3 separate regions of the Mus musculus genome follow, and regions 1 and 3 are each linked to region 2. The links are chromatin loops, found by intact Hi-C in ENCODE. Cell type or tissue: left cerebral cortex. All regions are shown on one strand.

Region 1 (8,000 bases), 230 kb after region 2:
GGATGCAGGTAGAAAAATAATCTCGAGTGAGGTAACTCAGGTGCAAATGACTAATACTATATGTTATCTCTTATATGTGGGTGTTGCTTTTAAGCTTTTGATATGTGAGTTATAATCTGAAAAACCACAGCACTCAGGTAGTTAGTAAAGGACAGAGGTGGAAGAGAGCATCTCTCTAGGAAGGGGAAACAGAATATAGTAGTTATGGAGGGACAAAGAGGAAACTAGAATAGGAGAATTAAATAGAATTAAATAGGTAACTGGATGGGAAGGCAACGGTAAAGGATGGAATATGGGGAGGAACAACTAACAGCAAGCGCATTGCAATAACCACAGGGAAACCTACTACTGTAAAAGTTTCCTAAAGTATATATGAAAGAAATCTACATGGAGTTACCAATAATAAGAAAGACAATGCTATAAGTAGATATCTAATGACAACAAGTAAAATCTCCAGGGCCAGGAATGGACTGCGTCTTGTTGAGACATCCACCTAAGGGGCTCCATGGAAACCATCAAACATCACAGGTTATTCCCAAGGCCATTGGTTACTCCTGGTAATCTGATGGTTAAGAAGATTGCTGAAGAGAACACTTTTGCCATTGAACATGGAGACACCAATGTGGTTTTGAGAAAGCTATGTTTCTCCCCCATACATTATGGTAGAAGGGAAAGCCTCAGTTGATTAACCCAGCTCTCAACATTTCTGAATTTCATTTGCTTTTGAGACACTACAACAATAACAGTCATTGCACAAAGGGGGATTAATAGGATTAATTTGTTAGAGGAATAAATAAGTGAATGAATTCATACCTCTTTTTGTGCCTTAATTGCAGCCAGGCACATTCAGAGTACCAAGCTGAGAAGGGACTTGTCCTGCTTCCTCCATCACATGATAGGGAGTAAGAGCAAACATGTGATTGCGTGTCCAGTATGGCCTAAATCTATCTGGTCAAAACATTGGGAATTGATTTCAATGTGATCACTAACCATCAGTGTTTATGTTTTTGTTTGTTTGTTTCAAATGTGACTTGGAATTCTCTTTAGTCCTTTCTTTTCATCCGCTGTCAGCCTGCTACACAAGCAACTAATTGACCCTGGATGGAAAAGGAGGTCTCCTTGGCCTCTCTGAGATTGGACCTCAGGACCTTGTGATCAGGAGTTTGACAAACCTGCAGCTGTACTGAGACTGCCTCTCTCATCCACAACTTCACATTAGAAATGTTTTAGTCTCTATACACCCTGTATCCACCGGCAGCTTTAAAGAACAAAGCATCTCTTGGATTTTGCACCCTAGCAGCTACTGCTGCATCTGAAGCATTTCACATCCAGAACAATGGCGTCCACACCCCTCTGGGATTCATCTAAGTAAGACCCTCTGAGCTGAGGGAGCAGGTTCAGGTACAACTGCCCCGTGCCCCTCCCTTACCTCATGTTTCACTCCTCTGGCACACTCACTCTTCCCTCGGGAGGCTTTCCTTCCTGCTCTTCTCTGTTTATTGACTGAATGAGTGAATGAGCAAGTAACTAGCCCTTAAGCTCATTCTCTGTCCACACTGTTCTGTTGTTGTATCCTCTGCTTCCATCTGTGTCTGCATGTGATGGCTCTCCTTCGTTGTCAAGTTGATTGTATCTGAAATTAACTAAATCCCCCAAATGGCTAGGAAAACCGGGGAGGCTTTTTCTTAGCTATATTATTTGAAGTGGACTTTTGATCTGGATCTTTGAGTTGCAAAAACACAAGCTTATTTTAGATCTTTTGAGGTGGGAAGATCCACCTTCTGCTCTGGCCTATATAAATGATACAGAAGAAGGGGCTTATGGTCTTTGTCTGCTTGTTCTTGCTTTGCTAGCAGGTCCATTCCTTCAGAATGGTATCAGAGCCTACTTATCAGGGTTCTGACATATACTGAAGACCAGCTGAGACATCCAGCCTTGTGGATTCAACTACTGGATTCTTTGACTGGACCACAACCTGTAAATCCACCTTCTCTCTCTAGAGATTCATTCTATAAGCTCCGTTACTCTAGAAAACCATGACTAAGAAAACTCTGCACAAGTAGAGACATTCCTCTTATAATTCACAAAATATCCTGTGCTTTCCTGTCCCACATACTCTTTACTACTCTAAAAGATTTGTTGAGTTTATTCTGTGGGGTCCAGTTTAATTTTGGCAGTAAAAGGACTTGTACACATCTGCCCTTTCCAGATGCAACAGCGGCTCAGGTAGATTGAGTGTATTTCTCAGGGTCCCAGAGCTGGAAAGTGTCAAGGCCTGAACTGGGAAGCAGAGGTTGAGTATCAAATACTGAGCTCTTCCTCTGCCCCAACTCCCCTGTCTCTGCCTGGTCTGCGCAGTAACTCACTCGTTAACACTCCAGATACCCAATCTCCCAACCTCCACAGCCTTGATTTAGACTGGGCTCCTGGTAATGGTTTCCTGTCCCAGAGCTGGGTTCTATCCCCTGGAACTCTGCCAGGGCATTCCAGACCAGGCTGGTATTTAGGCCCAGGCTGTAGGAGGAAATTCTCCCGCAGAGAAAGAACAACTGAGTATGTTCTTGCCGTTACAGCTTCTGGAGGCAAGTGAGCAAATTGTTGAGACTGAGCTGCGTGTGTTTCAGCACTTCAGCAGGCAGAGAAGCCCGCAAATGAGCCGCGTGTCCCGACACTGCTGCTGTCTTACTTGTATAGGTTGGAAGAGTCTTTACCTGAGGGACAGAGGTGTCGCGGCAAATCTGCCGAGTCTGTCTCTGAATTAGAAGCTGGAGCTTCTCCTTTGCAGGCCAGCAGTTATTCTCCTCACCCTCACCCCGCTGTAGCCTGAGTCCCTAGTCTGCTGTCCGAGGCTTTACTAACTAGGACTAGTCTTCTGCTAGCAAGGCCGCCTGCTGCTTCTTTCTTCCCGAAAGGAACTGTCCCGTCTCAACTCTCTGGAGATTCTGGAGCAGAAGAAAACTAGTCCGGAATCCAGACCGTCTACGGGGACCGCCCAGGATTAAATAGTCCACATACTACAAATCAATTCAAAAGGGTCCAGCTCTAGCCGCTCTGGCAGAGGTGTCATTGATGGGTTCAATGGTTGTATCTTAGAATAGGAATATCAGGTGGGACCTTTCCCAGTTAGAGGCAGGGCTACCTACATATACATGTACTGTCTTCTGAGGCTCGAGTGTGAGGCGAGCGTGATAACCGCTACACTACGGAAACGACAACGGAACCGTTTTCTCTCATTTTACAATCCAAGTCAAACACTATAACTTTGCTAAAGTGTAGTCTCGAAGTTACAGATCCACATTAACTAAGAAAACTTTGAGAAGTGCAACGAAAATAGAGATTTAAAACGATAGAGGAGAAGCGAGAACCTGTCACAGGGAAAGAATAAGAAATGCACCTCGGGCGGAGCGGAGGAGGGAAGAGTTCACGGGAAGAAGCGCGGGAGTAGGGATTCCCGCATTGAGACGCAGCGCTGCATCACAGGGGAATCGCATGCGTGTAAAACACACAGAGGAGGTTGGGAGAGCCTGATTACCTGGAGACACCTCGAGGAGAATGTTGTAGTCGCTGGAGAGCTTTTGAGAGAACCCGGGCAGGAGGTAGAGTTTAGAAATGGAAAATTGAGACTAGTGGGACGGAAGCCACATTTCATTCAGGCCAAGAGGAGGTTGGGCCATGCGATGCTGTTGGCCGTGCAGATCCGTGAGAGCACAAAAACCCTCCAATAACGCGGGCGAGTGAGCAAAGAGATGGACAAGGAAAAGATTCCAGAGAGGCGGGCAGAGAACTTACAAGTACTAAGTGGTTTAAGAAAAGTCTAAACCTGGTTAAACAGAAGAGATTCTGCACCAGTGTCTGTGGAGTGAAGGAATAGAAACGCTCAAAAACAACTGTCAAACACACAAACTAGAGCGTGCACGATGTGGGTGTGAGAAACTGGCAAGTGAGTGTGTGATGAACCTTTTGTTTAGAGTGTGAGAGCAAAGTGTAATTTTCAGTCCTAAATCTAGTTAACATAAAAACTGGAGGATGTGGGCATCGATCCCACTACCTCTCGCATGCTAAGCGAGCGCTCTACCATTTGAGCTAATCCCCCGAGTTACAGTACAGTCTTCTTGGACTTTCATTTATGCCAAGTGCCTCCACTGTTTTGTTTTTCTTCTCCATACAAGTTACCATGTCTTTTAATGCTAAAAACATAGGACGGAGACTACTATCTTCTAACTTCTCAAAAGTGTAGAGAGTGAAACTGAGAGTTCGAAAAAAAGTAATGTTTCCGCCCGGTTTCGAACCGGGGACCTCTCGCGTGTTAGGCGAGCGTGATGACCACTACACTACGGAAACACCCTCAAGAGGGTTTTCTTCCCACTTTCTACACATAGATTCCAAGGTTTCTTAGTAAATGGTTTGATGGCATTCTTTGTATATGTATGTATCACAGGGTAGCTAAGTCAATGTAACTACCGTGGCTGTCCCCCTCCATCCCTAGGACTTGGTGATCCCACTGTTCTCTGCTATTGCCAATCGAATACAAAGATTGCACACTGTAAGCGAAGTCCGGTGGAATTTGTCCCTCTGTGGCTGGTCTACCTCACTTAACACCGTGTCCTCAGCTTCTTCGTGCCAGTGATTGCAAGTGACAAAGCCTTTTTAGAAAGGGCGGAGAAGCTAACATCCCATGTGTGTCTGCTGTGTTTTCATTTGTCCACTGATGAACGGTAGCTTGATTTTGTATCTTGCTTATTAAGAGTTATCCTGCTCTGAATGTGAAGGTGTGAGTCGCCCATAAGATGAGGATTCACTACCATGAACAGAGCAAGTATGAGCCCATGACTTTGGTAATGTTCCCTATTGCTAAATTTCTAAAGGAATTGTCATGCTTGTACTTTTAATGACTGTAATTATTTATATCCCATCAAAATGATGTAAGCATCTTCTTTTCTCACACCTCAGCCACACCAGCTCTCTTCTGTTTTTGAGGATGGATAGCAAACATTTCAACTGTGGTGCTTCTCATTCTGCCTGCTCAGCTGTGTCTCTTCTTCCTGGTTCATTCCTCGGAGCAGCACCCTCGGTGTCTACAGTAATTGACATTACATCAACGTCTGCTTGCAGGAGGGAAGGCCTGAAGCAATGTCAGCATCAGGGAAAAGACTAACTCATGGCCTGGGTTGTGCACAGGCATCTGATCTTATGCTATTCCAAGCTGGGTGTTGAAATGGAAGCGCAGTGGGTGACTACACGATACAGTTGTGTTTTCATTTCTCAAGGAAGGCTCTGACTGTCCTGCTGCTTGGCACACAACTTGCATTTTGACTTTTTACCTTTAGAATTTTCTTTCCATTTTAAGTGGCTGATTATCTTTGGGGTTAGAGTTGGTGCTGGGCAAATGTCAATTAAGAATAAACATATTGACAGCCAAGCAGGGCTGGCTCCAGTCCATAAAGAAGCAGTCCTCAAAAGAATGTCCAGAACAATACTGTGTGTGTGTGTGTGTGGTTGTGTCTCACTAACCTTCGGCACTCTGACAGCCTGTCACTGACTCAAACTTTTGATCAGTTAGATCAGAGGATTGGGACATAAGGTTCCAATACTGAGTTATGAGAGAGGTAGCCTAGGAATCTTTCAGCAACCAATGGCTTAAACAAAGTAGTTTTATTATCACACCCACAAATCTGGAGACAGAAGTGACAGTGGTTACTGCAGCGTCTCCTGATGACATTGGGATTTATGCTCCTCCTGATGACCTGGGCTCCTAACGCTCACACATCAGTTCACAACTGTCAGCATCAGGATGTAAAGCCCACTGTGCACAGACATACATGAGGATAATCACCCATACACAAATTTTTTTTTTGTTAAAGATCATTTTTAAAAATGAGAGCACTCTTCCTTATATTTAACCTGCATTAGGCTGTAACTAATTTCCCGGGATAGCCATCACATAAACTAATCCATAACCCATATTGTTAACTGAGATCCAGTAAGTATGGGTAAATGACCTTAACTGCACATGACTACACACTGCATTACAAGGAGTTAGCTAGCTTTGGCTGTAACTGCACACCACAGCTCTTACATCTAGTAATGAAGTCACAAGGTACTTTCTGAACCTGAAATATCCTAGAAACACAAAGTACAGAGTTCTTAAGCCAGTTGAAGTAGCAGGCTCAATTTGTTCCACAGGACAGGGCAGGAGCCTTAAACACCCAACTTTGGAAATTGGTAGTTTGTCTACAAAATAGCTTCCCAGTCTTATTTTGAAGCATGTTCAATAACATTTCCCTCCTCCTCCTCCTCCTCCTCCTCCTCCCCCCTCCTCCTCCCTCCTCCTCCCTCCTCCTTCTTCCTCTTCTTCTTTTTCCTCTTCCTTCTCCTCATCTTCCTTCTCTTTCTCCTTTCTTTTCCTTATTGTTTTTGAGACAGGGTCTTAACATGTAGCCCTGTCTGTCCTGGAACTATCTATGTAGACCAGGTTGGCCTTGAACTCACAGAGATGTGCCTGACTCCCAAGTACTGAGATTAGAGGTTTGTACAAAGTCCAGTCAACACTTGTTTTTATCAATGTTTCATTATTGGGCTCTAGTCACACAGAACAACCACCACAGACTAGCTGACTTTCACTCTGTTCTTACCATTGTTCCTGTAGAAGAGGCTTGATGTGGACGAGTAGGCTTACAGAGTCCCAGATGAAGATGTAAATCTGACTTTTATTACCTTTGTGACTGTTTGGATCAAGACCTTCCTGATGCTCCTTATCACTGTCACAAGTAGATGACACTCTCCAAACTGGTTGTCAAAGCAAACATCACAGGTAGTGGAGTGCAGAAAGTGTATTACTTAAGATTTTTTATAAAACCTCTCCTCACAGCAACTCACTCAAAGAGTTCGTGAACATTTATTTACCAGACTGAAACACTAAAGTGTCAAAGATAATGTTGGGTCTTCATACTGATAACACCAGGGTAAAAACATCAACAATTACTGTTAAACAGGAGGAGCTACCCCTGAGGAAGGCAGTCCATGTGATAGACCCACGGTGTGGGCTGGACTGAGGAAGGAGAATGGAGATAGGAAAAGTGGTTGGAAAGGCAGGTGGAATGGATCAATGAGGGACTCATACATTACTCAGTCTTTGTTTTCTAGGTGTGGTCTTGCACTTCTTGGTTTTCAAGCTATGTATATGTGTATACATACCCACTTTCTTGTATGGATACCATATGCTAATAAAATGTAAAACATTAAAATGATTATGTTAATGCTAGTTCATCAACATCTTTCTTGCTTATTACGTTAAATGATTTATCTCACAGATGAGAAGAAGGTAACATATAGTATTCACAGCTTGACGGTTTAGAAGATTTGAGTGCAGCAGTACTGCTAGAGGTAGATCCCAGTGTGGGAAATCCATCCAGGCATCCTGACAGTCTGGACAGAAATGACCGACCCAAAGAGGAGCAAAAATCAGGCAGTGGTAGAAGAGATAGGCCTTAATAATTTATTAAAACATGTATACAAAATTTTACATAATTTTTACTGACTTCTCCTCTACCCCCTGATTATATAATATGAAAGGTTGATGAGACTGCTATCCTCTGTACTATCAAGAAATTATCATGACCCCCCACCCTCATCTTAGTTAGGGTTGAGAAGAAAGAAAATTAGACAACATTATAACATGACTACAGCCAGTGCTGAGGCTGAAGCAGGCTTATTTCCCAGTCAGCTTCTATACCATTCTAGGTCCTTGCAGAGAATAGGTTTGGTTCTTAAAGACAAAGTAATTAAATAAAGTAATAAACAAAGAGATCAAACAAGGCAATAAACTAAGCCCCCTGGTCACTGAGTCTAGGGACTTGTCAGGATGACCAAGATAAAAGGAAGGCCACACATTCCTCTCCTAAGTTTACCTTGAGCTTTGTATTAGCCCAAATGTGAATATTCTTATCTGAGCCTACTTCTTTGAGCCCAGTGACAAGTGCTTGACATATTTCTATAAGCAG
Region 2 (8,000 bases):
CTTTATCGCATCTGTCATTAATGAAACCAAAGCCTTTGCTGTCTATAAATGCCCCGTCCCCTTAGTTTGATCAGAGATAAAGAAAGAAGTAAACAAACTGCTGGGAAGAAGTGGATCTGGATAAAGCCACAGCAGGAGAAATGAATAAGGAAGACCATTTATGATGACTCGTTTTAAAACGAAGATTGGATTTTGTCTTTTTGTGTGTGTGTGTGTGGCCATGTATATTAATTATATCATCATTGGAGTTATGATGCACCTCTCTTTGCTTCCAATATAAATAAATGCCTGCCTTGTGGCATAATCCTAGACTCCAAGGATCCCAGGTGGGATATGTTAAATTATTATTGGTTCTTAACAGAGCATGAACATTGAGAAACAGACTTGCTGGGATATCTGAGAGGACTTTGTTTTGTTTAGTTTATAGAGAAAAATGTGACAAAACTGGTCATTTGGTATTTTCTCTTGATATATTCCTTATTGTTGTCTATTTCTACACCAAACCAAGCAAAGATCACCAAGAACACATCTGCAGTCAGATGAACTGGAATTGTTGCTCTGCAAGTAAGAGTACATCATAAGAAGAAACTTGGGAAGACTCAGCAAGAAGGTGTAAGAAAGGGCTTTGCGGCACTTGCACGTGGGCTGCGTGATTTGGAGGAAGGAACAAGAGCGAGGTTTCATTCTAGGTGGATGCTACCAGGTGAACTGTTCAGATACCTAATCAGTAAAAGGCATAACTGATACACTAAGAAAGAACATTGGTTCATTACAAAAAGAAAAGATAGAATACAATGGTGTTTGTACATCAGAGTAGACTTGATGTAGAAGGTCACAGTGGAAAGAAAGGCCGTAACACCTGTGACCTATCATTATTAGTTATCAGGAGATATCCAGTGACTCTTTAATTGTCATACTAATCAAGATGTGAAATGTCTTGTTGTTTGATCAAGTTTCTACCTCATTCCATTGAAATCAAAGACGTCAGTGTGCTGTGGAGAAGCTGTGAGGTTACACAGCATCAAAAGACAAACCCTAGGGACAAACTCTGAGTCTCAGGCTAGATCCTAACTAACATCCAAGCCTGTCTCTGGACACCAGAGAATATGCTTCCATTTTTCTTCTGTACCCAATGCAATTGGGGGAGGGGAGTGTGTGTTTTAATAAGAATGAATAAGAAAAATAAGAAAAGTGGGTGATGTTGCCAGGGCTTCCTTTACTCAAGGAGGTAGGATTTGAGAAGAGAGAGTGTAAGTCTAAAGGTGTGTGTATCTATGCATGCTGGGTATATTCCTAGTTTGGGCAAAAATGAAAAGCCAAGACACCAAACAGAGACAGATCTGAGGCTTGAAATCCAAGTGCTAGATGTGGTATATCCTGAGTGCCTTCAGCTAGGTAAGTACTGAAAGTCCCGCTTGCACTTTCAATAGACAGCTAATCTTCTAAATAATGTCAACACGTGAGTGTAGGGGCTTGGGGGATGTCCCAAACAAGAGGAACCCTAAGATAAGCACACTGCACCACTGCACCCCAAACCTTTCCAAGACAGAGTCCATGCTAACAATTTCACTTTGAGTAACTTTGAAGAAAAGGAAGGAAAAACTGAAATTTTAAAAAGGGAAGCACTTGTAACTAGGTGAAGGTGAGCTAACGGGTGATTAAGGAGATGAGGTGTGGATGGATGCAGAGGAAGGAGAAGCAGAACATGGACAGAACACATTTTAAAGTGTAGCATAAAATCCACTATACCATATTACTCTTAAACAGTCACTGAATATCTCCTAATAACTAATGTTAGCTTATTGCTAACATTTCTTTTTGCATTCGAAAATATATTTTGAAGAGATTCCAGAGAAAAGATTGCTGCGGAAAAATATGGACACTCTAACAGCTAACTCTCTAACCACCCGTATACTTACTTAGCAGAGACCAGAATTGAGAAGGAGGATCCAGCCACTGGAAGAAATGTAAGCAAGATGATCCAGTAACTGGTAGAACGGCAAAAGGAAAGAAGGTCCCACCGAGATTTGAACTCGGATCGCTGGATTCAAAGTCCAGAGTGCTAACCATTACACCATGGGGCCGAGTACGACGCAATATTGTCCATAACAAAATACTTGAAGTATATTTACATACATTTTGATCTCAGCATGTGGATTAGATTTTAATTCTTGACAAGTTTACTTCAGAAAGAAAGTACAAAAAATATCTCACGTGTTCTGTCTTGTTAGAACCAAATTCATGTATAAAATCTACTGACGTTCAAACAATAATCAGTGATCCTTTACAAAGGAATTCGGCTCCAGCATAAACAAAACGAATCCCTAATCCTCGCGTCTGCACAAAACTTGGCCAGTTTAGAATCTGCAGTTTCCAACAAAAGTGGTTCCTGGTAAAACTTTAGAAAAGAAAGGTAAATACAGACGTAAAACATCTGATTTTACAGCTTGGAAGGGTTTAGATGAGCTGAGAAAATGTTCAGATGCCATGTAACTTCCTAAGGTTGCTATCTAACTTCTGAACTTGCTATAGATGCACAGATAAATTCTGAGGGAGGTGCGCCAAAAATGTCATGAGGTCCCACCGAGATTTGAACTCGGATCGCTGGATTCAAAGTCCAGAGTGCTAACCATTACACCATGGGGCCTATGCTAACGAATGCCCTTGGTAGATATTAGACCAAGAGTCAGAAGACTGATGTATATTTCTGCAATCTGGATTTGTAAAGTTGCTGTATTACTACAAAATATTTGAAGTATAGCTAGCTGCTCCTTGCAAAATGAGAACTTTGTGTTTGCCAAACCAGAGTTATCAACATTTGCTACACCGGAATTTAGAGAAAAAAGTGTCAACACCTAGAAATCTCTTGGTATATATGGACATGTGGCAAACACAAGAAAAAAGGAGCTAAGTATAAAATTCGAAGAATTTACTAGTACTTTAGGATACAAAATAAATTGCTTTACCTATTTAACCTATTTGTCCTTATCCGCATGTCACAATGAATCGATTGATCACATAATGCTAATTATATATTTTATTTTGTTACTTTTACTCTACGACAGCAATCTCTGTACGCGTTAGAAACTCTGGGTATTTTAAATAGCAATAGTATTTTTTTTTTAATTAAACTTAGCCAAAAAACAGTTTTAAATTTTGTCTGCTATTTTGACTCAGAAATTCGTCTTCCGAAACAATCTACAGGCAGGGCAAACGAAATTTTGTTTGAAGTATTTATTTCAAAACATCAAATACACTCTGGAGTAGACACGCATGTACAGGCGAGGTTTTGGAGTTCAGACAAGAAACAAACTTCAATGTCATACCGGCATGATCTTACATCTTGCTAGATTCAACAGAAGAAAATGGAATTGAAATAAAATGCAGTTCTTAACCAAAGAAAACGGAGTGTTTCAATGTTTACGCTGACGGTAGGGACAAGTTTCTACATGTCAAGAAAATACATTCACGTAGTCGGCAGGATTCGAACCTGCGCGGGGAAACCCCAATGGATTTCAAGTCCATCGCCTTAACCACTCGGCCACGACTACAAGAGCGCGTGCAGTGACAGGATATATTCCCATGAGAAGTAATTCCCTAAATATTTTTCAAACAATATTTCTGTAATGTAATTACAGATCTAGACTACTTACCGTCGTACTAAAAACAATGCGATTGGAGACTGGAAACAGGAATTATAGCCCAACAGCTGGCTGATATGAACATCCTCTGGACAGATGTGATCTGTCCAGACACTTCATGACGAAGTGATCGCAAATGTAGGAACCTGGATGACAGTCTCAGGACCTTTACTGAATACATAAGTAGTTATTACAAAATTTAACCTTGTGGTTCTTATACGAAAAGTTCGGTACTCTAAATGCTGATATTCCTAATTGAAACTTTTCCTTGAAACCTGTCCAAAAGACAAGTTAGCAGAGGATGGTTTCGATCCATCGACCTCTGGGTTATGGGCCCAGCACGCTTCCGCTGCGCCACTCTGCTGACGCGCAGCTTATAGTGTTTTGGAAATCTTTACTAAAGACAAAGCTGTTCAGTTCCTACCTATTCTGCATTATATAAAAAGTAACTTGAAACCTTTACAAGAATGTGAAAGCTAACGACGAATTCACCGACTTAGAATTTTTCCTGCTGAAAATCGGTCAAGCTGAAGCTGGAGCTCGGGAGCACAGCAAGAATTGTTTCGGGTTACAGGGCAAAAGGCACACTTAATGTCAGAACTTTTAATACCAATCTTGCAGAAGCTTTGAACTTGCCAAACCCCTTGTTTTGAATCCAATTTTTTTTTCGGTTTCACCTTTTGTTTGTTTGTGATTGGGTTTTTGTTTTGTTTTAACTTTTGTTTGTTTTGTTTTGTTTCATTTTGGTAGTTTCATAAAAGAATTACTTAAAAGTGAGAGAGTGCATTGGCCGGGAATCGAACCCGGGCCTCCCGCGTGGCAGGCGAGAATTCTACCACTGAACCACCAATGCTCCTTGTTACACTGGCGTTTTTCTTTCTTACATAGGTATCCTTGTATCTGGTTAGTTTGTAAGGGGAAAAAAGCCAATACCCAGAAAATGACAACGCAACCATTTTTAAAAGATGATTAGAAAATAGAGATTATCTCAAACAAAAATAGAGTTTTTATTTCACTGAAAGAAATGAAATGAAAGCCAGCAATATGGTCCCTCTCGTCTATCCTATTCGTTCTTCAGAACAGAGAAGTATGGTGTCTTCCAAGGTGTTTTTGGTAGCTATGATTGGCTGCTCTGGAGTAGGGAACAAAAGAAAGAAAAAACAAGAAACCGAAACAGCAGAAAACGTTTCAGTTTCCTGGACCAAATTTCTCTAAGTCCTAAATTTGGTATACAGATCTGAAGAGCATGAGAAATATCTTAAATCTTGATCGAGTTACCTAACTTTGTTCTTAATTACTTATTTCTAACAATTGGAATAAAGAGCTGGCTTACAAAAGAAAGTTTAAATGGTGCTCATTTTTTTAAAAAACTTAAAAATAAAAATTTTTAAAGAAAAAAAAAGTAAAAATTAAAACTTTTAGAAACAACCTAGGTGTGGTGGCTTACATCTGCTATTCCAGCACGGAAACTACAAAGGCAGACAGATCTCTGTCACTGTCATCCCAGACCCACCCCAGACTAAAAAGCCCGCCTCACAACCCCATCCCACCCCCGGTCTACATAGCAGTTCCAGACTGGCCAGAAGTACATCGTGAGAGCCTATCTGGCCTGGCAAGAGAAGGCCAGGCAAGCAAGGCAAAGAAAACCCAAAGATTATGTGGGTCGGATATTAAGGACGGTTTACCTGGATGGAGGATCTCTCATGAGGGCGAAGGATGTCGACTACTTTGGTCATCGGAAGGCATCCATAAACTGAAAATTTTCTTTTCCAAAATCATGCTTTTGAGTCTTGGGTAGAAGACTGTTACTGGACACATAGTACAAAATATTTTATAACCACCCCAAAAGGCTGCGTGCAAGCCAATAAGCAGTCATTCGGGGTCTTCTGCTGAAATGAAACTGTGGGAGATAAACTCGTGTTAATAAGGAGAGCAAAAAAGTTAAATTTATGAGAAAAACGGTAGATAGACAATCCTTTAGCTACAATGGCGTTAAAGTACTTGTAGCTTGATGTGATGGGACAACCCTGTAGTCCATCACATGGGCTGTAAAACAGCAGCAGGGTCAAGGTCATCCTCAGCTATCAAGGTTCAAACCTGGCCTAAACTACACATATAGGCCCTTGCCTCAGATTCTCCCAGGGTTAATGAGTGCTACCTGGCAGGATCTTGTTTGTTTGCTTGGGGTCGTTGTTTGGTTGGTTTTCTGTTTGTTTGTTTGTTTGTTTGTTTGTTTAAACAAAGTCTCACTGCATTGCTCCATCTGGCCTGGAACTCACAGAAATGGAGCTGCCTCTGCCTCCTGAGGACTGGATAAAAAGTGTGCCACTATGCCTGACTAGTCTCAATTTTTTTAATCTTTGAGTCAATACCCTATAGAAATACATTAGGCAGAACCTAACATTTCAAATATTAGAGTCATTAAATATGGTTAAATATCCTTGTCAGATGTGGTCACTAGAAGTCGTACTGGAGTCAACAGAAAAGAAGACAGAAATGCTGAACTCAAAAATGAGTCTAGGCCAGGCAGTGGTGACACATGCCTGTAATCCCAGCACTTGGGAGGCAGAGGTAGGCGGATTTCTGAGTTCGAGGCCAGCCTGGTCTTCATATGAGGTAAAATAAAAATGACACTGACAGAAGCAGTCTGCCTCTAAACATGAACATAAACTCCTTTGCTAGGACCTCAACTCCATTGGCAGAACCAAATCAATGACAGTAACTAGGCTGAAGGGAACGAGGCTCTAGGGAAAGATTCTCACTAAAGCGGACTCAGTTTTCTGGTGTTAAAAAGTCAAAATGTCTCTGGGAAATGGGAGTGCATGCCTTTAATCCCAGAAGTAGGCAGATCTTTGAGTTCAAAGCCAAACTGTTCTGTAGAGTGAGTTCCAGGGCACTCAGGACTACACGAGGAAACTGAGTCTTGAAAAAGCAAAAAACAAAATAAAATTTAAAAAATATATATCATTTCTTAGTTTGTAGGGGAATGTATAAAACTAGAATCTTGGTGCTGAAACAAGAAGATTCGAGGTTCAAATTAGGCCTACCTGGGCTACATGAAACTATAGCTCAGCTTTGCCTCCCCACCCCAAAGTCTAGAATCTTTATAACCATGGGTCATGTCCCCTTAATCCTCTGGTCATTGTTCTCCAGAATGGGTTGGTGAGACGGCCTTCCCGAAGCCCAGCACCCACAAGCATTTCCTCTCTGACCACACGTCAGTGCGGCTTCCTTGGACACTCTTGTTATGAGGTCTCAAGCATGCTCTGCCTAGCCCAGTTTTAGTAAGAATCCTGCCAAACCATGCCGTACCAGCTAGTGAGGGTCCTCCATGACGCTCCTCTCCCAGCCTCGCCCAGCAACCGTCCATAAGCCTCAACCGCCCTTGCTAAGCCTCAGGACAGAGGAGTTCAGCTGTTTATTGCAGCCTCTTTCTCCACTGCAGTCACTCGAATAAAATCTGCCCGGCCATTTTTAAAAAGGTTAATTATTTGTGTATATGTATAAACAAAGTATTTATTTGTGTGCGTATATGTGTTTACCCAGCCTCAGCATGGAGAGTGGTTCTGAGAGACGGGGTGTCTGGGAGCATCGAAAAGAAAGGCTCGAAGTCAAATCATAGATCCTAGCTGAAGACATGTGTTCTGCTTGCTATTCTAAGAGATCTCTCTGTTCATGTCGTGTGTGTGTATGTGTGTGTGTGTGTGAGAGAGAGAGAGAGAGAGAGAGAGAGAGAGAGAGAGAGAGAGAGAGAGTTCTACAAGCAATTCTCTCTTTTATTCTAAAAAATTCTGTAGATAGCTCATCTCCTGCAGAACACAGGTCCGGTGTTTTATTTTATATATTAATCCAGTCATTTACTCCAGGTTTCCTTTTGTCTTATGAAACAGCATCCAGTGACCCCAGCCCTTTGATTCTTAGGTGACAGCAAACATGCATTTTTCTTAACTTTGCAAAAGAATTCAGAGATCTGTCTGCCTTTGTTAAACACAAACAATAAACTAGTTGGGTGGAACCTTGTACTGAAATTATCATTTCTAACCATACCTAGGAACCTCACTCTGGCCAAGGCTGACCTTGAACTCATGAATCCACCTGCCTTTGTATAATTCATATTGCATGCATCCTTACAGTTTGCAGAATTGAGAAATTCTTATATATTTTCAAACTCATGTGTTTAGAGTTCTTTTCCACAACTCTAAGTGCTGTCCTGAAGGACCCAGCATTTGCCATTTGCCAAAGGACACAGCCACACCTTTGCCTCATGCTCTCTGATTATCAAGGAGTCATTAACATCAACTGGAAGGACATTCCTCAGAGGAATGTGGAATATGCACATTATTATACAAACAAGCCCCA
Region 3 (8,000 bases), 220 kb after region 2:
ATGGAGGTAGAAAAACTAATATCGAGTGAGGTAACCCAGATGTAAAAGACTAATATTACATGCTATCTTTTATGTGGATTTTGCTTTTAAGCTTTTGATATGTGAGCTACGATCTGAAAAAACGCAGAGATTAGCTACCCAGTAAAGAACTAGGGTGGAGGAGAGGATCCCCCAAAGAAGGGGAAACAGAAGATAGTAGCTATGGAGGGACAAAGAGGGAACTAAACTAGAGTTAAATGGGTACTTGGATGGAAGACAAGGAAAAAGGAGGGAACACGGTGAGGGACAATTAAGGACTTATCCACATCTGCCCTTTCCAGATGCAACAGCGGCTCAGGTAGATTGAGTGTATTTCTCAGGGTCCCAGAGCTGGAAAGTGTCAAGGCCTGAACTGGGAAGCAGAGGTTGAATATCAAATACTGCCCCAACTCCCCTGTTTCTGCCTGGTCTGCGCAGTAACTCACTCGTTAACACTCCAGATACCCAATCTCCCAACCGCCACAGCCTTGAGTTTAGACTGGGCTCCTGGTAATGGTCTCCTGTACCAGAGCTGGGTTCTATCCCCCTAGAACTCCGCCAGGGTGATTTCAGACCAAGTTGGCATTTAGGTCCAGGCTGTAGGAGGAAATTCTCCTTCGGAAAAAGCAACCGTATGCTCTTGCCACTGCAGCTTCTAAAGGCAACAGAGCAAGTTGTCACAATGTCAGCAGGGCATTCTAGGGTATGTGTTTCAGCACTTCACCTAGCAGAAAAGTGCGCAAATGAGCCGTGTATCCAGACACTGCTGTTTCTTCCTTATATAGGTTGAAAGATTCCTCACCTGAGGTGCGGAGGTACAGGCAAACCTGCAGAATGTATCTGTGAACTCGAACTCGGGAGCAGCTTCCTGGTCTCCGGGACTGCATGGCTGATGAGTCCGAAAATGCAGAAGCGAGGTTCTCACAGACTGCTCAAAAGCCTTTCAGGATCAGAGCATCTATGCCAGGTTCTAACACAGTGGTTCTCAACCTGTGGGTCGCGACTCCTGAGGGGTGAGGGTATCGAACGACCCTTTCACGGGAATTGCCTAAGACAACAGGAAAACACAGATATTTGCATACGATTCATAACTAGCAAAATTGCAGCTATGAATTGGCAATGAATATAAATTTGTGGTTGTGGGTCAGCACAGCATGAGGAACTGTATTAAAAGGTTGCAACATTAGTGTGATGGCTTGTATGGCCCAGGGAGTGGCACTATTAGAAGTAAGCTAGCCTCGATTAAATGTTGTCATTTATAAGTGTTGCTTTGGTCGTGGTGTCTGTTCACAGCAGTAAGACCCTAACTAAGATAGATAATTAGGAAGGCTGAGAACTACTGTTCTACAAAAAAAGTGACGAGTTGAAGTGGACATGGAAAAATGTGGAGAGCCAACAAATTCCTGGTGGCAGTGGACCGGTGTGCCTTCCTTTGGGTTGTTTGTTTGTTTGTTTTTGTTTTTCCTAGAAAGAGCATGGGGAATGTGCTCCTGCAGGTCTAGTCAAGAGACATGGTGAAAAGATCTAGCAGGCCGGGGCATGACAAACATGGTGCCAACAGCTTTTGCCTTTTGTCCTTTGCTTTTTGTCTCCCCCTTGATAAAACGTTAGATTACATTTCCAAAGCTAACCCCCAAGATCTAGTCCTTTATGTGCTGATTCGTTCTTGTGCCGGAACACCAAGGTCCAACTATCAAAGCATCAAGGTCAAAATTTATTTTTTTGAACTAACTGATTAAAAATATCCAATCAGAATTTACCAAAAAGTCCTAGTTCATTCTAACACAGACCTCGGTTTTTTTTGCCTTGCTTAATAATGGATCTCTCTTTTGCTTGAAAATTGGTGTTTGGGTGTGATCTATGTCTAATCTGGGACCCAGAGGGAAGCATCCTACAGTGCATGCGGTTCCTTTTAGATGGGTGTTTGCTCTGTTGAAAATCTGAAGAGTTCAGAAAAACAAAAAACAAAAACAAACAAAAAGAAACTGACAAGTGTTGTTCCCGCCCGGTTTCGAACCGGGGACCTCTCGCGTGTGAGGCGAGCGTGATGACCACTACACTACGGAAACACACAGCAAGCTTGCTTATTTCACTTTGCCTTCCAAGATGTGCACTGTATCCTTGCCCAAGTGTGATTCAGAAGTTACAGATCCGCACCAACGGAGACAAACGCAAGGAATGCAACTAAAGCAAAGATAAAAATCATAGTGGAGAGGCGGAATCCTGCTACAGAGAAGGATTAATGTGACTTGGGTGGCGCGCAGGGCGGAGAGAGCTCTTGGGAGGGAGAAAAGTAGGAATTCCAGCGTTAAGATGTAGCTGTGCACCGTAGGGAAATCCGGGGAAGAGCCTGATAACCCGGAGATATTCGAGGAGCATCTTGTAGCCTCTGGGGAGCTTTGGAGAGAAATTGGGCATGTGGCTCAAATGTCTCAGCAACTTGTTAAGAAAAGATTCTCATCCTCTCCCCTCTCCTTTCTCCCCTCTCTTCCCTCTCTCCTCTCCCCCTCTACCCTCTCCCTCTTCTCTCCCCTCTCCTCCTTTCCCTCTCTCCCCTCTTTCCCCTCTCTCCCCTCTCTCCCCTCTCCCTCTCCCCAACAGAGCTTAGAAATGGACTAGTGGAGAGGACGCCACTTCGCGCTTAGGCCGAGTGGAGTTTAGTCCATGAAATGCTGAACTCCAGGTAGTGCTGTACTGTGGGTAGCTCCGGTGAAGAGCAAAACAACCCTCCGATAATGCGGGTGAGTGAGCAAAGAGATGGACGAGAAAAAGAAAGGTTCCAAAGAGGCAAGAGAACACAGCACGGTTTAAGAGGAAAAGTCTAAACCTGGGTACACAGAAGCGGTTCTGACTTAATGTACGAGTGGAAGGACAAATGGAGACGCCCAGAAACAACTGACTAATGTAAACGAGTACCTGACGTGGATATGAAAACCTCTAGTTTATCTTCAGAGTGTCTGAGGAAAGCCCAAGACTAAGACTAAGGAGGGTAGTTTCAGTCCTTAATTAAGAGGAAGCGAGTACTATTCCAAGGCATAAGATGACATAAGGAATAACTGGAGGATGTGGGCATCGATCCCACTACCTCTCGCATGCTAAGCGAGCGCTCTACCATTTGAGCTAATCCCCCGACATATGGAAAAGTTTTTTTTCTTTTGTACTTCCTTTTATGCTAATTGTCTCCACTGGTCCTCACACAGGTATAGCTATGAAGCTGGAAAGCATGACAGCATAGGCTGAAACGGTGGAGCTGAGATTGTCCTAACTGCCCAAAAGTGTAGAGAATGAGCTGAGAACCTAAACACACAAGAGAAAGTGAGAAGAAAAAGAAAGGCACTGTTTCTGCCCGGTTTCGAACCGGGGACCTCTCGCGTGTTAGGCGAGCGTGATAACCACTACACTACAGAAACACCCTGAACTAATAAGTTTTCCTAGTTTCTACGGATGCATTCAAAACTTGCTTAGTAAATTACAGGATGTTGACGTTCTTTGTATATGTGTGTTATCATGGGGTTCAAAGTAACTAAGGCCTTCCCTCTCCATCCCTAGCCGTTGGTGACCCTACTCTACTCTGTTACTGCCAACTGAACACTCTGATTGCACACTGTGAGCGAAGTCCTGTGGAATTTGTCCATCTGTGGCTGGTTCACTTCACTTAACTTCACTTGTCCTCAGCTTCGTCATTTCAGTGATTGCAAGAGCCTCTTTATAAAGGGCGGAGTAGCTAACGTTCCATGTGTGTCTGCTGTGTTTTCATCTGTTCATGGATAGACAGTAGCTTGATTTTGTATTTTGGTTATTAGGAGTAATCCTGCTGTGAATGTGAAGGATTGAATGTCGCAAAAAAGACACTGAATGTTTCAGAACACCTCTATTCCACTGCTGTGAGGGGCAGGCTCTGTGGCTCTCTTCTCATTTTCTAAAGAAATTGTCATGTTAGAGCACTAGCTGCTCTTCCAGAGGACCTGACTTTGATTCCCAGCAGCCACAGATCAGTTGTTAATATAAGCGAAATAATGTAGAGTACTAGTGCGCTAATAAGAAATAAAATTATTAGTGTATGGTCAAGAAAACTTATTTATTCCTCTATAATGAGTGATGTGGCATCTTGTAAGCCTAATTGAAAAGGGTAAGTAAGCCATCTAAGATATATAGATGTAACTCTGTAATTTAACTTTGACGGTTCTATAATTAACTTACTAATATCCCGGGGCATCTACCACCTCCTTATGGCCATTTGAGGAACTGCATGCAAATATCTTAACGATTCTTTCTTGTCAGCCAACAACACACAGATTCCCCCCCCCCCCCTTTGTTTTAGCGTCTTAAGGTTTTACTGCTGTAAAGAGACACTATGATTACAGCAATTTTTATAAAGGAAAACAATTGAAGCTGGCTTACAGTTTCAGAGGTTTAGTCCATTATCTTCACGGTAAGAAGCATGACAGTGTGAAGGCAGACATGATGCTGGAGAATTCTCTATCTTGATTCACAGGCAATAGGAAGAAGACAGTGTGTCTCACTGGACAAAGCTTGAACATAGAAATCCACCCCGACAGTGACACACTTTCTCCAACAAGGCTACATCTCCTGATAGTCTCATTTTCTATGGATCAAGCGTTCAAACCCATCAGTCTATGGGAGCCATTGATATTTCAAACCACCACAGTTCACTCCCTCACCACAGGCTAGTGGCCATATCATAATGCTGAAATGCATTCAGTTCAATTTCAAAAGTCCCTATAGTCTATAACAATCTCAAACTTCCTTTAAAGCCCAAAGTTCAAAGTCTCTTCATGCAATCTCTCAACTGTAATTCCTGTCAAATTAAAATGAAAAAGCAGATCACATACTTCTAACATACAGTGACCCAGGATATACATTACTGTTCTGAAAGGGAGCACAGTTGAAGAAATACTGGACCAACAAGAGGAAAAATCAGCTGGGCAAATTCCAAACTCTGCAATTCCATGTCTGATGTCAAAGTGGTCTTCAGATCTTCAACTCCTTTCATCCTTGTTGATTGCAACACACTTCTTTCTCATGGACTGGTTCCATTTCCTGTTAACGGCTTTCCTAGGCAGGTGTCCTAGAACTCTTTCATCTCCAACATCTTGAGGTCTTTGAAGCAATCCAGGCTTCACCTTCACAGCTTCATGTAATGGCCTCTCTGGACTTTCACACAGGACACCTTTGCCACACACCTGGCCTCAGTCATAGTCACATGGCTTTCCTTAGCCATCGAGGGAGATTCCATAACTCCTTGACACTAATGCCAAAGCTGCCAAGTTTTGCTGTTTGCCTGGTCTTGAAAATGTTCAATTACATCTTCACCACTTTCTGTTTTTTATGGTTTCTTTCACTGCCTAAGCTTGAATGTCCTGGAACTTGCTGTGTAGACAAGGATGACCTTGAACTCAGAGATCTGCATGTTTATATTTCTTGAGTGATGGGATTAAAGGCCTATACCACCATGTCTAGACCTAAACTGTTCTTTAATCTTTTTCACAAGGTGGAAGTTTAGTTGGGTGGGATCTTGCTATCATCATGGTGTCTCTTCACAGTAATAGAAATCCTAAGAAAACATTTCAAGATAGGAAAGTAGAAATAGAATCACTAAGGAAAACCTAAACTGAACTAAAACTGGAGATAAATAACTTAGGATGCTAAACAGAAACTTCAGAGGCAAGCCTCATCAACAGATTACAATACATTCAAGAGAGAATTTGAAGACAGGGTAGAATAAATGAATAGCTCAGTCAAAGAAAATGCTAAAACTAAAAATATCTTGTCACAAAATATCCAGAAAATCTAATCAATGGCACACAAAATATTTTTAACAAAATCATAGAAGAAAAATTCTCAAATCTAAAGAAGGGGGTGCTGTCCAAGTAGAAGAAGCTCACAGAATACAAAATAGACAGGACCAGAAAAAAAAAAAACTTTCCAGAAACTATAATATTCTAAACTTTAAATCTGTAGAACAAAGAAACAATATTAAAAGTTGTAAGGGAAAAAGATCAATCTTATAAAGGCATGCTCCTTAGAATAACTCCTGACTTCTCAATGGACACTCTCAAAGTCAGTAGGGTCTGGACAGACGATCCACAATCCCAGAGAGACTACGGATGCTACTATACCCAGCAAAATTGTCAATCCCAACCAATGAGGAAAGAACAACATTCCACACCAAAAATAAATAAATAAATTCCTATCTACTAATCCAGCTTTACAAAAAACACTAGAGGGAAAACTTCACTCTGATGAGATTAGCCACATCCAAATAGACACAGAAAACAAATAATCCCAGAACAGTAAGTAAAGCAAAAGAGAGGGAAAATACCTCGCACCACAACAACAGATATCAGAAATTATTGATAACAGGCTAACAGATTAGAAAACAGAATCCATCTTTCTACTGAACGTAAGAAATAAATTTCGTCATCAAGGATAGACAGCATCTCATGGTAAAAGGATGAAAAAGGTATTCCAAGTAATGGTCCCAAGAAGCAAGCAGGTGCACTTACTTTAATATCAGACAAAATAGACTTCCAACCAAAACTGACCAGAAGTGATAGGGAAGGACACTACATAGTCTTTAAAGAAAAAAAACACCAAGAGAATATTGCAGTTGCAAACAGTTATGCACCAAACACAAGGCCACCCAAATTCATACTAGAAATACTACTATAGCTAAACTTGTAAATTTATAACATGTAGTGATAGTGGGTGTTTTCCATTCCCCACTTTCCTCAATAGACAGGTCAGCAAGAAAAACACTAAACAGAAATACTGCAGCTAAATAACGTCATAAGTCAACTGGACCTAGCAGACATCTACAGAACATTCTAACCAAGCACTAAAGAGCACACTATTTCAGCCTCTCATGGGACTTGCTCCAAAAATGGCCACATACCAGGACAGAATGCAAGTCTCAACAGATATAAGAAAACTGAAATAACAGTCTGCCTCTTTTCTACCCACTGTGTGTTAAAGCTGAATACCAAGAGCAAAAAAGAGTATATGGACTCATGGAAATGGACTAACTCACTACTGACTGAAAAATTGGCGAAGACAGAAACTAAGAAAGAAACCTCCTTTTAAAATGAATAGAAATAAAAATACAACATACACAGATGCACTGGACACAAGGAAGGTGGTTCTAAGAGGCAAGTTCATAACACTAATCATTTATCACACACACACGCACACACATACACACTCATGGAGTGATCTCACAGCAGTAACTTATCTGAAAGCTCTAGAAATAACAAAAAAAAATAGACAGTAATAATCAAACTCAGGGCTGACATTAATGATATAGAAACAAACTAACAAACACATAAGAAACAGTTCAAAGGATCAATGAAATGTGTTAGTTTTTTGAGAAAATTAACATAATTCACAAACTTTTAGCCAAGTTAAATAAAATACAAAGAGTAAATCTATATTAACCAAAGTAGAGACAAGAAGGGAACATTACAGCAGACACTGAGGAAACTGAGAATCATAAGAACATACTTTGAAAATCTATATTACACCAAATTGAAAAACGTACAAGAAATGGATGCATGACTTTTATGTAAGACCCATCAAAGTTAAGATCAAATAAATAATTTAACCATAACCATCCCAAAACCTCTAGTAAAATAGAAGTCCTGTCTCACTCCCTCTCAAAAAAAGGCTTGAGTCAGATAGACTCAGCCAAGAATTCTACCAAACCTTCAAAGAAGAATGAATAATACTAACTCGAATTATTCCACAAAATAGTAACTGAAGGAACACTTTCTAATTCTTTTTAAAAAGCTATTATTTTCCCATATCAAACTATGTAAAGACCCAATAAAAATTTATAGATATGTACCATTTATGGACAAAGACAAAAAGATTCTAAATAAAATACTTGCTAAGAACATATCAAAAAAGGTTTTCTACCATGATCAAATTGGCTTCATCACAGATTTGCAGGGGTGGCTCAAATA

The links. A loop is a pair of places that touch in the nucleus more often than their neighbours do. Peaks named below come from ENCODE experiments on the same cell type or tissue, not always from the same donor. Only the 100,000 strongest peaks of a DNase experiment are listed, where the experiment ranks them.
Region 1: it touches region 2 in a loop (4-fold over the local background); 5 of 42 quality-filtered maps call a loop at or near these places.
Region 3: a loop joins it to region 2, with 3 times the contacts of the local background. A loop is called at or near these places in 15 of 42 quality-filtered maps.

The regions. Positions count from the first base shown.
Region 1 is chr13:23,281,742-23,289,741 of GRCm38, reverse strand. All of the region lies in intron 1 of 4930557F10Rik (RIKEN cDNA 4930557F10 gene), which reads left to right. It overlaps 4933404K08Rik (RIKEN cDNA 4933404K08 gene), which reads right to left. Exons shown (of 4, transcript NR_046038.1): 4 at 7,475-8,000. Gm40832 (a long non-coding RNA gene) reads left to right here and starts at 2,996. Exons shown (of 2, transcript XR_873169.1): 1 at 2,996-3,940; 2 at 4,951-5,419. It overlaps n-TVaac4 (a tRNA gene), which reads right to left and starts at 4,341; the gene lies at 4,269-4,341. It also overlaps n-TAagc10. In left cerebral cortex, no CTCF peak of the experiment used is centred here; DNase peaks (open chromatin) are centred at 3,478, 3,649, 4,119, 4,295 and 1 more place; H3K4me3 peaks cover 2,010 bases.
Region 2 is chr13:23,513,697-23,521,696 of GRCm38, reverse strand. n-TGgcc6 (a tRNA gene) reads right to left here and starts at 4,494; the gene lies at 4,424-4,494. It overlaps n-TMcat6 (a tRNA gene), which reads right to left and starts at 4,005; the gene lies at 3,934-4,005. n-TStga1 (a tRNA gene) reads right to left here and starts at 3,551; the gene lies at 3,470-3,551. n-TQttg4 (a tRNA gene) reads right to left here and starts at 2,647; the gene lies at 2,576-2,647. It also overlaps n-TQttg5. In left cerebral cortex, no CTCF peak of the experiment used is centred here; DNase peaks (open chromatin) are centred at 3,501, 4,012, 4,409, 4,726 and 2 more places; H3K4me3 peaks cover 3,160 bases; H3K27ac peaks cover 338 bases.
Region 3 is chr13:23,294,209-23,302,208 of GRCm38, reverse strand. The region is part of intron 1 of 4930557F10Rik (RIKEN cDNA 4930557F10 gene); the gene reads left to right. n-TVaac6 (a tRNA gene) reads right to left here and starts at 3,428; the gene lies at 3,356-3,428. n-TAagc11 (a tRNA gene) reads right to left here and starts at 3,148; the gene lies at 3,076-3,148. n-TVcac4 (a tRNA gene) reads right to left here and starts at 2,087; the gene lies at 2,015-2,087. In left cerebral cortex, a CTCF peak has its summit at 4,241; DNase peaks (open chromatin) are centred at 2,107, 3,144, 3,361, 4,269 and 1 more place; H3K4me3 peaks cover 2,134 bases.